2 separate regions of the Homo sapiens genome follow, and region 2 is linked to region 1. Evidence: chromatin loops called from intact Hi-C (ENCODE). Cell type or tissue: mammary epithelial cell. All regions are shown on one strand. Links, peaks and the distances in the headings refer to the core of each region. The heading gives the core; the rest is flanking DNA.

Region 1 (2,816 bases), core at 254-2,753:
AGAAGATATGGGGACACTCTGTCATCAAAAACTACTTTGGGGCCGGGCATGGTGGCTCACACCTGTAATCCCAGCACTTTGGGAGGCCAAGGTGGGTGGATCACCTGAGGTCAGGAGTTCAAGACCAGCCTGGCCACCATGGTGAAACCCCACCTCTACTAAAAATTACAAAAATTAGCTGGGCGTGGTGGTACATGACTGTAATCTCAGCTACTTGGGAGGCTGAAGCAGGAGAATTGCTTGAACCCGGGAATCAGAAGCTGCAGTGAGCCGGGATCACACCACTGCACTCCAGCCTGGGTGACAGAGCAAGGCTCTGTCTCAATAACAACAACAAAAAAACAGAAACAAACAAAACAAAACAAACTACTGTTGGAGGTAGGAACTGGCCCAGGGGCTGTATTCCCAGAACACGATTCCCTTTTCCCCACTGCAAACAAGATAGTCTACAGCAGCCTCACAACTTAATTGTCTCACACAGGACTATTCCTACTGTTAAGAGATCACAGCTAAGGCTTGGGCACCTTGACCTGCTGTAGAAGCTCAGTTAATGTACTTTTCATCATCTGGGCCCTGGTATTCCCCTGTAAATACTGAAGTAGACCCAGTGACCTAGTGCCCAAGACACAAAATATTCAGCCTCCGTAACATTTGTCTAATGACATGGTTCTAGCTTTGCTCACTCCCATTAATTTCAAGTGAGTACTGGCTAGGCAGTCTATAGTGACTTGATTACACTGTCTTTCTTGTCCTGTGCTGTCCTGAGAATCCTGGATTTGAAGCAGCCTATGAATAAGGTTTGAAAAATATTTATCCAACTATGCCGACATATGATGTTCTAGCACTGCATCTGTCATCTATCACCCGCACCTTAATAAATGATAATTACTTGTGCAAACATGATGTATTAATCACTTATTAACTTGGTTGCTTACTTGACAGACACTGCTAGGTGGTTTGCCTATGCTGTACTTCGACAGATCCTGGGAAAGAACAGCCTGGCTCATTATGCCCTGGAGGCAGGAGCAGAGATTTCAGACTTCTGATTTCTGTGAGCCATTCCACACTTTCCTCTCGGTTAGGGGAGGGACAGCAATAACCAGAGGATGAAGGTGGAACCTTTGCAGTGCACACCTAGGCCAGTGCAGTGGCTTATGCCTGTAATCCCAGCACTTTGGGAGGCTGAGGCGGGTGGATCACTTGAAGTCAGGAGTTTAAGACCAGCCTGACCAATATGGCGAAACCCTGTTTCTACTACAAATACAAATATTCGCTGGGCATGGCAATGCATGCCTGTAGTCCCAGCTACTTGGGAGGCTGAGGCCTGAGAATTGCTTGAACCCAGGAGGCAGAGGTTGCAGTGAGCCAAGATCATGCCACTGCATTCCAGCCTGGGCGACAGAGATTCCATCTTGAAAAATAAAGTTCCAAATACCTAAATGCTCAAACTTTAGGAGGCAGCTCTCTGGGCTGTGGGCTGTCAGCATCCCCCTCCTAGATTCCAGGGATTTGGTTACATAGTTCTTTAGCTGTAATGCAGAGTATAAATTTTAGAACCCACATGGCCCCAAATTCAAATTGTTTTAATGCATGTAACTAGTGACTAAAAACTTAGAATTTCAATTTACATCCAAGAGGTGGCACCATAACACAACAGCAAAAAGCCACACAAACTGAAACTCGTTTCCTTTTGTAGTGAACAGCACTATTAGGTAGTCTGCAGTGCCTGACTACGGGCTCACATGCTGTGATCCTTCTCGTTTTCTCAGAGCCATTCCTTAAGCTTAGTCCCCTTGTATCTTAAATTTAGCTCAGGTCGGAGTGTTGTTAACTTGGGGCCAGCTGGGTTCGTGAGAGTCTCAGCCCATTGCCATGGTGGAGTCAGCATGGTCTTGAGTTCCTTCCTTAACTCTGCAGGTTTCAGAAATCCACGTAGCCAGTGTTTCTGAAAATGGATCTAGGCTGGGCAATTGGCAAGGAGCTAATTTCTTATCAAGATGCCAGCTTATTAACTTGAGTGAAGAACACAACTGCCAAATAGACTGTATAGTGGGATCTGCTAGTGAGAACATTCTGTCCCTTTGGGAAATCTCTTTAAGAGAATCATCATTTGAAGGCTGCTTGGAGAGCCTGGAATCAGAGCCAGGGAAATTAGGGGCCAGGGTAAGGGAGCTATGACCATCTATAGCTCCCATTTCTGCTGCAGGGATGGACCTATGGTATCAGCCAGCCACAGAAGGTCTTTTGGGACAACACTGGAGATAATGATCCTTCATAGTACAGGAACTCCCTTTTTCTAGGTTGCAGGAAGACCACCTATTTCTACCCACATAGGCATTCCTCAGACAATCCTCATAATTTAGTTATTAAGGGTTTTTGCATTTTATAATCCTGTCTGCCTCAGGGTCCATCGGTCCCCTAGATAGAGTTTGGGGAGGGAAGAATCCCCAAACTTTGCAGCCACAAGTTACGTACTCCCTGGTCATTTCTACAGAAAACTAATCTGTGATGTGTTTTTACTATCGCAGTGACGTTCAAACTGTTTCAAAGCCTTAGGTTTCCCCAGAGATGCCTAGGGGGATTGGGGCACTGTGGACAATAAGGGAGTGAGTCAAGTCAACAGAAATGCTAGCTAGCCTTTAGTTCTCTTCTACAGCCGTACTGGGTGGCATGTACACGTGATAGCTGCTCACACCACATGTGGCTATTGAGCACTTGAAATGTGGCTAACATAATTTAAAAGTAAAAGGTAAGGCTGGCCATGTTGGCTCACGCTTGTAATCCCAGCACTTTGGGAAGCTGAGGTAGGAGGATAG
Region 2 (2,816 bases), core at 254-2,753, 420 kb after region 1:
TCAGGCTTAGGGCAGCAGACATCCTTACTAGCAACTTTTAACTCTTTAAAATGTTAACAAAGGCTAGGAATAGTAATCGTCTTGAATTCACACCTGTGCAATTCCATGTCGCTAAGTATAGAGGGGAGTGTATGTGCACTGTATGTGTGAATCTAAATTTAGAATAGCTGTGAAACCAGCCTGAACCTACAACTTCTTTAGATTCTTTCCCGATGAACACAGAAATACAAACTAACTGTAGGTGGTCTACTCATTTTCATGCAGATTGATTGAAGTTAGTTTTTACCAGCAATCTGGCTGACCTGGACAAAAATGTAGCTTAGGTAACTTTTGGTTCTGACCAAAAACGCAGAGAAGGAGAGATCAAATTTATTTTATGTAATTTTTTTTAAAGGGGAATAACATTTAAAACTAGAGGCCTCTGTAAATAGTCTAGAGTTTAAAGCACTTTTAACATAGTGCTTAGAAAAGTATAACAAAATTATTTTTAGAGTATTCTTTCTTTTAGGGTATTTCTCTTTCTAGAGGACAATAAGTACTGGCTTATTGATGTAAAGGAAAAGCCACAGTATAAGAACTCATTCTTAAAGAGGGCAAAGGATATAAACTGAAAATTGATAGCTAGTGGCTTTTTTTTTTTTTGTATCTGAAAAAAATGCTTCAACCTTCCAATCAAATTAGATTAACATTCCAAATGAGGTTAACAAATATCTGAAAGGCATACTTACCCAAGGAAATTCTAACTACTGTTCCCCTATTAGGCCAGAAACCACCTTACATACTTTTGTATCCTGATGTCTGTTTCCTTCCTAGCACCTTGCTCACAATTATACTTTATCACTTACACCATTATCAGGTTTTTCTCTACCACTACAATAGTAAACCCAAAAAGACAAGAGCTGTAACTTTTTTTTTTTTCTTCACTTATATCCTGGTTGCCTAGCTAGTGCCTGACACTCAAGATTCTCATTTATTAAGTAGTGTATTTTTTAACCTATCATATTGGCAGAACTTAAAGTTGAATAGTACCAGTGTTGGTAACAGTGTTCACAAATGCATAGGAAATGGTACAAAAGGAATATCTCAAACTGTTCATTCAGAGAAGAGAGTAGGATTGAGGACAAGGAACGCTGCCGAGATGTGAAAGTGATCATCTTTTACTTATTACTTGCATGCTATTTTAAAAAACAAAATGGAATTTTACAATATAATTGTATAAAGGGCATGGTGGGGGAAGGGCTCGGGTTTTGAATGAGATGAGTGCTTAGCTTGGTCAAATTGCTTCACCTGTTTTGTGCCATGGCTTTAATGCTTGTAAAAGGGATATAATGCCTGTCTTCTCCATGGGGTTGTTTTGAGGAATGTGGTGATAGTTGTAAGTTGCCTAGTTCTTCCTGGACTTCAAAAATAAGTTTTCTGCTCTTTTTCTCCCTTGAAAAGTGAGAATGTGATGTTTCATTTAAATTTTGAAAGTCTTATTCTGCATGGTACCACCCCCATCTGCTGGAATGTCCAGACTTTGCCGCTGAAAGCTTAACTGTTGGTTGTGTCTTGATCACAGTCTGTATTACTTCCACTTTGGAGAATGTGGTCTAGTTTCCAAACGTAGATATGTTGCATCATTTTGTCTGGAGAATAAATGAGTACATTTATGGGGGTAGAGGGAACTATGCAGAGATCAGCACTTAAGGCTTCTGGAATTAGTACTGGGGGGAGGGTCTTCCTACTGTGAAATAAAGGGCTTCCGCTAAATGCCCTCCAAAGTCACTCTTATTTTTAATGTTTTGTGGCTTATTTAAATTTATGATCCTAATATCATTTTGTCATTGAACTCCTGATGTCAAATTTGAAATCTAATATGGGCTTTTATCTGCAAAAACTACTCAAGTTTATTTAGGGGATGTTGTCACCTTACCCAGTTTAATAGCTTGCATTTTTTTTCTTGTTACAATGTGTTCACTGTAAAAAAAAAAAAAAAAAAAGCAAATTAGGAAAAAAAAATTATGTCATCTTACTACTGAGAAATAACTATTGTTAACATTTTGGTGTATCTCTCCAGTTTTTTTTTTCAAACGTGTATATTAAATATTTTGAACACACTATTTGCCTCTTTTATCTTTGTGTTAATTTTTTATATCCCTTTTCAAGGCTACATAGCATTTTACTGTGTAGATAGATGCATTATGGGATTTTTTTTTTTTTTTTTTTGATGGAGTCTCGCTCTGTCTTGCCCAGGCTGGAGTGCAGTGGCGTGATCTTGGCTCACTGTAACCTCCTCCTCCCAGGTTCAAGCGATTCTCCTGCCTCAGCCTCTAGAGTAGCTGAGATTACAGGTGCCCACCACCACGCCTGGCTAATTTTTGTATTTTTAGTAGAGATGGGGTTTCACCATGTTGGCCAGGCTGGTCTTGAACTCCTGACCTCAAGTGATCCACCTACCTTTGCCTCCCAAAGTGCTGGGATTACAGGTGTGAGCCACCGCACCCAGCCTGCATTATGGGATTCTTAACCTGGGTACATGGATAGAATTCAGGGGGTCCAATAATTTAGACAGGTAAAAACTTGTATCTTCACGTTCAGTGATGTTTAACTGAAACGTAGCTTTTTTTTTTTTTTTTTTTTTTTTTGAGACGGAGTCTCGCTGTGTCACCCAGGCTGGAGTGCAGTGGTGCGATCTCCACTCACTGCAAGCTCTGCCTGCCGGGTTCATGCCATTCTCCTGCCTCAGCTTCCTGAGTAGCTGGGACTGCAGGCGCCCACCGCCATGCCTGGCTAATTTTTTGTATTTTTAATAGAGACTGGGTTTCACATTGTTA

Evidence for each region. Peaks named below come from ENCODE experiments on the same cell type or tissue, not always from the same donor. Only the 100,000 strongest peaks of a DNase experiment are listed, where the experiment ranks them.
Region 2: a loop joins it to region 1, with 5 times the contacts of the local background. A loop is called at or near these places in 4 of 110 quality-filtered maps.

Annotation. Positions count from the first base shown.
Region 1 is chr15:82,999,433-83,002,248 of GRCh38, reverse strand. It overlaps C15orf40 (chromosome 15 open reading frame 40), which reads left to right. Exons shown (of 4, transcript NM_144597.3): 4 at 1-2,816. Among named protein-coding and RNA genes, the nearest start is that of C15orf40, 11 kb to the left of the region's middle. RefSeq lists a silencer at 1,538-1,832. In mammary epithelial cell, for the core only: a CTCF peak has its summit at 1,654 (motif pointing right); a DNase peak (open chromatin) is centred at 1,678; H3K4me3 peaks cover 419 bases.
Region 2 is chr15:82,584,070-82,586,885 of GRCh38, reverse strand. All of the region lies in intron 3 of CPEB1 (cytoplasmic polyadenylation element binding protein 1), which reads left to right. Among named protein-coding and RNA genes, the nearest start is that of RPS17, 45 kb to the right of the region's middle. In mammary epithelial cell, for the core only: a CTCF peak has its summit at 1,508 (motif pointing left); no DNase peak of the experiment used is centred there.